Linked DNA regions of Homo sapiens: region 1 is linked to region 2. The links are chromatin contacts, found by Hi-C or POLR2A ChIA-PET in ENCODE. All regions are on one chromosome and are shown on one strand. The core of a region is the stretch at or near the end of the contact, and the rest is flanking DNA. Distances in the headings are between cores, read along the strand shown. Region 1 overlaps ANKRD44 (ankyrin repeat domain 44). Region 2 overlaps ANKRD44 (ankyrin repeat domain 44).

The links. A loop is a pair of places that touch in the nucleus more often than their neighbours do. ChIA-PET counts read pairs that join two places held with the same protein, here RNA polymerase II (POLR2A). Pooled maps may share reads with other maps.
Region 1: a loop to region 2 is called in a map with no recorded cell type, with 2.8 times the contacts of the local background. The contact joins two enhancer-like sites. A Hi-C loop is called at or near these places in 3 of 37 single-sample maps with no recorded cell type and 4 of 50 pooled maps. POLR2A ChIA-PET finds 5 or more read pairs at or near these places in 4 of 52 experiments (activated CD4-positive, alpha-beta T cell, activated T-cell and naive thymus-derived CD4-positive, alpha-beta T cell).

What each region holds. Positions count from the first base shown.
Region 1 is chr2:197,238,761-197,243,530 of GRCh38, forward strand. All of the region lies in intron 1 of ANKRD44 (ankyrin repeat domain 44), which reads right to left. Among named protein-coding and RNA genes, the nearest start is that of ANKRD44-AS1, 43 kb to the left of the region's middle. RefSeq lists an enhancer at 900-949. Within about 2 kb of position 1,396, at least 6 of the 41 ENCODE cell types and tissues checked have a DNase peak (open chromatin) inside an H3K27ac peak, as active enhancers do.
Region 2 is chr2:197,107,512-197,111,913 of GRCh38, forward strand. It overlaps ANKRD44 (ankyrin repeat domain 44), which reads right to left. Exons shown (of 28, transcript NM_001195144.2): 9 at 3,255-3,333. Among named protein-coding and RNA genes, the nearest start is that of ANKRD44-AS1, 88 kb to the right of the region's middle. Within about 2 kb of position 1,499, at least 11 of the 41 ENCODE cell types and tissues checked have a DNase peak (open chromatin) inside an H3K27ac peak, as active enhancers do.

The sequences.
Region 1 (4,770 bases), core at 146-2,645, 130 kb after region 2:
GTGGTACGATCTCAGCTCACTGCAACCTCAGCCTCCCAGGTTCAAGCAATTCTCCTGCCTCAGCCTCCCGGGTAGCTGGGATTATAGGCATGTACCACCACGCCTGGCAAATTTTTGTATTTTCAGTAGAGACGGGGTTTCGCCATGTTGGCCAGGCTGGTCTTGAACTCCTGACCTCAGGTGATCTGCTCGTCCTGGCCCCCCAACCCGCCTGCCCTGTACCCCTCGGCTGGGAGTACAGGCGTGAACCACCGTGGCTAGCCCAGGTTCCATCTGTCTTGCTGCTCCATTCTCTGTAGCATCTGCTTCTACTTCATGATCCACAATGGCTGCTCAAGTCCAGCAATCTCACCCAATTCCAGGCATCAGGAAGAAAGAATGGGATAAACAAGGGTAATGATCCCCATTTTGTGAAATTTCCACATAAATCCTCTTGCCAGAATACAGTCACAAAGGCATAACTGGCCAAAAGGTAAGCTAGAAAAAATTGTCCTTTTTTCTCTTTGAGACATGGTCTCAGTCACCCAGGCTAGAGAGCATGGCTCACTGAAGCCTTGGCCACCCGGGCTCAAGCAATCCTCCAACCTCAGCCTTCCAAGTAGCTGGGACTACAGGCATGAGCCACCATGCCCAGCTAGTATTTTATTTTTTGTAGACATGGGGTTTCACTATGTTACCCAGGATGGTCTCAAACTCCTGGGCTCAGCCATCTGCCCACTTTGGCCTCCCAAAGTGCTGGGACTGCAGGTGTGAGGCACTGTGCCCGGCCAAAAAAACAGTCTTTAATCCAGGAGAAACATAAATAACTTATAAAGAAAGGAAGATGATATTGGGGAACAGTCAGCAGTTTCTTCCACAGATTACTCAATGCAAGATAACCAACTGTCACTGAGTTCTGCAACGTGTCTTGGTTTTACTTTTGTTTTCTATCTTGATAAATTTTTGCAACATTTACACTGTCCCAAAGGCAGACTTAACATTTCACATTTTATAGACCTGCCAGTTCTATTGCATACCTTTCTTGCTTTAGTAACTAGTTTTTGGGAGTTTCACTATCTCAATGGATTTCATACTCTGAAAAACATAAAAATATGACCAGGTGAACACCTATGTAAAAACTAATGCAACCAATCTGCTTCTTCTCAAATGTCTTCAACGTAGATTTTCAATCAGATGAAGGGCCTTGCATTTTTCTGCAAATCTCTCTAATATATTCCCTTATAATATATGCATTTTTGGTCATATAATTTCTACATTTCCTAAAATAAGAATAGTTGAATTAATGTTTATAGAAGAAAATCTAGATATAAATATATATATATTCAAGAGGTAAACCAGGCATGATGGCTCACGCCTGTAATCTTAGCATTTTGGGAGCCAGAGGCAGGTGAATCGCCTGAGGTCAGGAGTTGGAGAGCAGCCTAGCCAACACGGTGAAACCCTGTCTCTACTAAAAATACGAAAATGAGCTGGGCGTGGTGGTGTGTGCCTGTAATCCCAGCTACTCAGGAGGCTGAGGCACGAGAATCACTTGAGCCCAGGAGGCAGAGGTTGCAGTGAGCCAAGATCGCACCACTGCACTCTAGTCTGGGTGACAGAGCAAGGCTCCAGCTCAAAAAAAAAAAAAAAAAAGAGCCAAGCCAAGACCTTCTTTTAAAAAAAACAAAAAGTTGTTCAGACTTCTACCACTAAGCTCTTGGCATTTCAAAAATTAAGAGAAAGAGCTGGGTAGGAAGCAAGATGGAAATCCCTAAAACTGTTCTAAAAACAGCAATCTAGTGACACTAGCAACAGTTGCTAGAAGCTTAAAGAAAACCTCCACAAAATTGCTAGAGATGCTTCCTCACTTGTTTCTAGCAAGTCTCTCTCTGTGGGTGACAATGTTGGTGCCCAGTTTAGATTCAGTGTCTCTACAGCAGTCTTGAAGCAAGTTTTTTTTTTATTAGCCACAACATGTAAGATTTTACTGTGAACAAAAGTCATCTCAGAAAGCCAGATCCAAGGACATGGCATACTAGATAATAACCAAATCTCACAGTTCGATAGCTACCTCCCCACTTCCCCACACCCCCAACACCCTCTCTTAAAAGTAATTGTCTGCTCTTTGCAATCAGGAAGTTCTACAACAACCCAGCCTATGATCAAAGGCCTCTCCATCAGCTTTCCCCAAATGCATAATCCACAGCTGGCAAAGTCTCAGAAGCATCTTACTGAACATGAATAAATTTGATTTTTGGACTGGGGGTATGCAAAATCTTGTAATGCAGCCCACAGTAATCATGCATTTTAAGTCTATTCCTCCTTTCCAGGGCACATCTTCTCTCTTTTTGGCTCTGCATCCTCTTTCTGAGGCCTACCAAGAGATCGGCCCTGAAAAATTAAAGGGGAATGTCCTATAACCAGAATAGACTCCCAGAAAAGCTAACATCTTAAAAGAAGAAAAGGAAAATAGAATTAAATTTGTCAAAGTATGAGGATGCTAATAAATTCTACACACACATACATACACAGAGGACTTAGTCGTCAAATAAGCTTAGGAAACACTGATTAAATAATGCAAAGGGTTTCTTTCTTGCAGACCTTCTCAGAGCCTTTAATACTGCCACTATGCATCATGGATCTCCAAGAGGGGCACAGTAAATAGATTTTCTACTTGAACTCTTGTTCACCAGAACATCTTATATTAGGCAAGCACTCTGTAGAATACTCATGGAAAAATGCTGGACTGGTAAGAAATATATCAAAATTAAATAGCAACTATCTTGGGTCCAGAAGTTTATGGTAATTTTAATTATTCTATTTCCAAGTTCTCTATAATGAACTTGTATTGCTTTTGCAATCTGGAAAAAGTTATGTAAAATTTAAAAAAAACATTTGAATCTATATTAACATTTTTAAAAATAAGAAGTTTCAGAAGGTAAGATTTTTCTTTTTTCTAAGAAGTAGAGGTACTTATTGTTCTTTAAGATTTATTATATGCCTCCATTGTGCCAGGTTTTGATAGTAACATGAGAATAAAAAGGAAGAATCATTTCAATGATTCACTACATAGTGCTGGTGGCCTGAAAGAGGAAAAGAAACTCTTTAAAGAGTTCCTCCTCTGCTAATAAATAAGCCAAAAACCTTCAAACATAATAAAAATACTTGTACAATATTAATCTTAAAAATACATATTACTGTGCTTTTCTTCCCAAACCATTTAAAAAAATCTCCCTTTAGGTTTAATGTCTTGATTAATCTTTTTTAAAATAGTCTATATATAAAAACTTGCTAGGGTGCATTATAAGTAAAACTTTATCAGTAGATCCTTGTTAAACTTTATTACTTATTATTTCATCAATTTATTGAATGCCTTTTATGTGCCAGGAAATGCACTATTATTGAAAAATTCAATGAAAACAGGTCCTTCCTCATGACTAGTTTATTTTAGTAGCTGATTATCTAAATAAATTTAATACCATTTACTAATTGATAAACAGTACAGAAAAGTTATAACAGATCTATGTAGCAAATATTTTATAATATAATGGTATTTTATAATATAATGGTACTTCATTTCAGTTTGATAATCACAGCAACTTGGACAATCTAGAAAAGCAAAATCAAATTTTAATTCTGGCCAAAGGAAAACCACGTTCAATATGCTTGATCCTAAGGCTCCCCACATTTCCAGTTATACCAGGTTTCTCAAAAGAGACAGGAGGAGCCAGACATCAAAGTCCATCTCCAGCCAACCTACAAACCACTTTCTTGCTAAAACATTTCTATCCCCAATTATAACCACAATGACTAGATTAAACTGGTATGGCCACCTCTCTAGGTTCACCTTAAAAAAAGGGCTCATCTTCTAACCTTACCAGGCTGTTCCCCCTATGGAATATTCTTAGGCAATGCTGGAATGGTCCCCGTCTTTCCAGCTGAGACGAAAGTCAAGAATGGTTAACAGGACACTCTAGTCTAGGAGAGTTGGGACTTGACTCACCTATCAAGAGAGGCAAAGGACATGCTTTTATTTACCTGGGCCTCAACACTCAAGATGAGACCAGAAAGCCTCAGAGTCATCTCTCTACAGCCCAAAGGGGAGAAACAGGGGAATTAAGTCAGGAAAAGCTCAACTGTCAGACCTGTCAGTCCGCCAGGCTAACCACAACCAGATGTAAGGGCCACAAATAGGCACAAGTTCCTTTGCTTCCAGACCTGGATAAAGAGATCACATTCTGTGACTAGCAACTTAATCGCTTAGGAAAATTATGTTGCCCTGCCTAATTACAGCTCTGCTGGAACTCAGTTTCTAGAAAGTGTTGAGATTTCCTCCAATTTCACTGAGCAAGTGCTCTAATGATTGCAGTAGATACACAGAATAATATTAGAAAAGCTCTTTATTTAGAGGAGTTTCCATGAATCAAATCAAAACAAAACAAAGTCCACCATTTTGAAGCATTTACTATACATATATGGTGACTGCATATGTAATATGTTTCTAGTTCATACTGCTGAATGTCTTAAGAAGTCACTATTCCAGCCAACAGCAGGAAGAAAGACTTTAAAAAAATAAAATAAATAAAACCCTTAAAGAACCTAAGAAACAAGGAATCCAATGTCACAGGAATACAGCTTTAGGACAAAAAAAAAAATGTCTTAAAGAGAAACTTGGGCCTGAACTCTACATTTTGTATGTGTTAACTGAATCCATGCTAATAAATTCAAGTGAGTTGGGCCTTCCTAAAACTAACATAATTAAAATATAACTGAAAACTCAGAAAACCTGTA
Region 2 (4,402 bases), core at 249-2,748:
TGGGGTTTTTTTTTTCATTATTGTCTTACTAAAGCTGGATGATTCTGGAAAAACAAAGTTATGAAAACTAGTAATCCTGACTGGAGAGCAGTCAGAGAAGCAGAGAAAACTATTCAAAGTCCAAACACCAATGCAATTTAACAAAACAAATAAATACAAAGAACATTCCTCAGTAGCATGTTTAGTTGCTTCAGGGAGCCAAATGCTGTGCCCATGTGGTCCTGGAGGACAGAGGGGCTCCTGCTAGGTGATGTCCCACTCTGGGGGGACTGACACCAGGCCCTAGGGGCATGAGCTTCTGGAGAGGGAGTGTCCCAGCAACAGCCCAAGATTCTTCCCAGAAGGAAGCCAACAAACAGGAGGTAAAAAAAGAACTTCCTTTTCTTCTCCCCAAGGGCATTTTAAAAAATGTCAAATGGAAGAATTCACAGTTCTCACATGTGTTATGAATGCAAAAAAATTGTCAGTTGAGATAAGAGAATACCAAAGCATCCTTTTACAGGGAAAACTCTATTTCAAATATAAGTGACTCTCAGAGTAAACAGAATTCAATTTTAAAAGGAATTTTTTTAAAACACCATTGGTTTCTGGAGGTCATGTTTATAAGCGTGGTGGTTGAGAGTTCAGTCTCTGATGTCAGACTTCCTGTGTTCAGATCCCTATTCCTCAACATACTGGCCATTTATCCAGACACAAGTGACAACCTCTCTGCCTCAGCTTCCTCATCTTTGAAATGGAGATAATCATAGTACCTTTTTCTCATAGGGTGGTTGAAAGGCTTTATAAGTGGTGTTTAGCCAAGTGCCTGGCACACTATGAACACTTGGCTTTATCATTATCACTTAGCTTTATCATTATATATAATAGGCTACATATTATAGCCACTATATCCTTATCAATTCAGGCCCCTGGACCCCACCCAATCCATAAGCAAGATGCCAGGACAACCAAGAATGAGAGAGGTTCTGAAACAAAGATCCCCTGACCACAGAGGATAAGAGACAGGGTCTCTTTTAGGTCTCCCCCAACTCAAAAGTCTAGCAACAGCAGGGCACGGTGGCTCACACCTGTTAGCCCAGCATTTTGGGAGGCCAAGGTGGACAGATCATTTGAGGCCAGGAGTTGAGACCAGCCTGGTCAACACATGGCAAAACCCCATCTCTAGTAAAAATACAAAAATTAGCTGGGCATGGTGGCACACCTGTAGTCCCAGCTACTTGGGAGGCTGAGGCACAAGAATCGCTTGAACCCGAGAGGCAGATGTTGCAGTGAGCTGAGATCACCCCATTTCACTCCAGCCTGAGCAACAGAGTGAGAAAGTGTCTTAAAAAACAACAACAACAACAACAACAACAACAACAAAAACACAAATAAACAAAAAAAGTCTAGCAAGAATATCCAGGCAGGACATGGAATTCTTCCAGCCCACATGGCTCTTGCAGAGGCCAAAGCTGCCAGCAGTCCCCTGGGACTGTTGTAAGCATGCCAGCAGGACAGAGAGGAGATGCGTCATAGAGATGACCAGCATGGCCTGACGCACAGGGATGAACCTGCGGGGAAGGCAGTGCTTAGAAGGAGAAAAGTTGTTTTCCCTCCAACCTTGTCTCTGGAGCTTGAAGTTGCTCTAAAAGGGAACCAAGCTGTTTAAGTTTTGTTTGTTTCTAAAAGTTTTGTTTGTTTTTAAAGGGGGGTGGACATTATTTCTGAAAAACAGTTGAGAAATACAGTGGCATAAGAGACGTGCTCGAAAGAGACTAGGGTCACTCCCCCCGACCCCCTTTATTTACATTCAGCAAAATAAAACACGGTGGCCTTTTCAATAAAATGAATGTCAAAGGCATAGCACATATTTCAAATTAGAAATAATGGGTATTGCACGGTTAATTTCTGTTTTACCTTCCTTGGCTCACTGGAAACTTGTTAGGATTTCTTTTCCCTATAGCTTCACTGGAATGCATATAAATTTCCTTTGCTTTGCTGCAGATATTTTGCTTGCTAAGCATAATTCCACTGGCTGGTCTTCCATCCAAATGTCAAATGACTTCTTTGTTTTATGTCTTAAGTGACTAAGACATAACTCAGTGCCACTAATAATTCAAGTGTATGTGGTCCGAAATTCTTATAGATGAGAAAAATACAGGTCCAAGGAAACTGACTAATATCAGAATTTTGAGAAGTAGAAGTATGGGTCAACTAAAAATAGGAACTGCCAGATTGACCTGGAATATCAGCTTAAAATCTGAACTAAACCTGGTTTTTGTCTTTTTTAAATACTCTCTAAGATTTACTAATAGAAGTGATGCTGCTGGCCATGACCCCCTATTAGTAACATGAACCAGGATGTAAAATGATACTCCCTAGTACTTTGACTTCAGTGACAACCTGATGGTTCAAGCATACCTTTGTCGTAAGCCCAGAAAGTTACTATATTACTGTGACTTTCCCAGGTCTTCTCTGTCAAGCCTGTGAATTTTTTTTTTTTTAAGACAAAGTCTCGCTCTGTCACCCAGGCTAGAGTGCAATGGCACAATCTTGGCTCAGTGCAACTTCCTCCTCCCGAGTTCAAGCGATTCTCCTGCCTCAGCCTCCTGAGTAGCTGGGATTATAGGCACCTGCCACCACTCCTGGCTAATTTTTGTATTTTTAGTAAAGACAGAGTTTCACCATGTTGGCCAGGCTGGTCTCGAACTCCTGACCTCAGGTGATCTGCCCACCTCGGCCTCCCAAAGTGCCTGGGATTACAGACGTGAGCCACCACGCCCACCTAAGCCTGTGATTTTATGATCCTTTATATCACATCCTTACCTGCTTTTCCTCTAAGTCATCTCATTTTTCCTAATTTTGCCCAACTAGCTTAATAAGTTTTAACTTAGGAAATTATAGTGAACTCTAAAATTTAAAAATAATTCAGATTTGTTGCTGGAAAATGAATGCTACTTACCTTTATTAGTTTCAGAGTGAGATGCACAGGATCTTGAGCCTACATAAATACATCATTTCCAATTTCAAAGCTCATGCTCTGTGCCTGACTCCAAATTGACTGTGAAACTGTGGCTTTATGTTTTTACTATTAAGGTGGATGTTGATGACATGTCTGATGAACAGTTTTTAGCAAAGTACATCAAAGAATTATGTAATTGCATGCTTACTAAAACTCCAAAACAGGGCATCGACTTTCATATGCAGGTGACTGACAGCCAAATTCACAACAAGAAACTATCGAAATAATGACACTACTGAAGCATCTCTCTTACCATTCTGAATGAGGGTCTGTGACCGTGTGAACCTTCCATGGACAGCTGTCATGTGCAGTGGACTTTTGCCATCTTTACTCTAAAAAAAAGAGAGGGAGAGAAAAACAATGGAGGTGCTCATGAGCCAGTGACACCCATCTGAAATACCCCTATGGACACTCCTAATAATGCCCTGAAAACATTCATTTATTTATTTATTTTTTAAGTATGATCAACATGAGGCTGCAGTGAGCTAGGATTTTACCACTGTACTCCAGCCTGGGTGACAGAATGACATTCTTCTAAATAAAATAAAATAAAAGTATGATCAACAATTACAAGAGGCAAAGATAATTTTGAAAGGAAAAGATAAAATGTACCTGACCTCTCAAGTTATTGCATAACATCACATGTTTTAAAAGCTTAGAGAAACAGTTATCTGAAACCTTTATTCCTCTCCTGTGATCTACTGGAGAAGGAAGTTTCCTTCAAGGTGTTTTTTTCAACCTTTGTCTATAGTACACAAAAAAGACAAATGTGTTACCTTGCATGGTATTCTTTAAGCTGAAGCTGACCAAATGGCTCTGAATCACTGCAACTCTTAAAACTGACCTGAGGCCGGTCGTGGTGGCTCACACCTGTAATCCCAGCACTTTGGGAGGCCAAGGCAGGTGGATCGTTTGAGATAGTTCAAGAACAGCCCGGCCAACATGGTGAAACCCCATCTCTACCAAAAATACAAAAATTAGCCAGGCATGGTGGCGCATGCCTGTAATCCCAGCTACTGGGGATGCTAAGGTGGGAGAATTGCTTGAATCCAGGAGGCGGAGGTTGCAGTGAGCCAAGATCGTGCCACTGCACTCCAGCCTGGGTGACAGAGTGAGACTCTGTCTCAAAAAAAAAAAAGAAAAGAAAACTGATCTGGAACCCTCTACTATTCCCTCCATTATAATTCCATTTAAAAAAAAAATCACTTTTAAAATAAAATAAAACAAAAAAGAAAAAATTTAAACAAAAGAATAAAGAAAAAGAAAAAAACAGAAAAAAACAAAACCATAATTTTTTATTGTTCCAAAAGAGAATCTCTTACTTTACTTAACTCATTAGAAGTCACAGGACTAAGGCATGCAACTGTTTAGGAAACTGCCTTTTGAATGACCAGCTGGGAA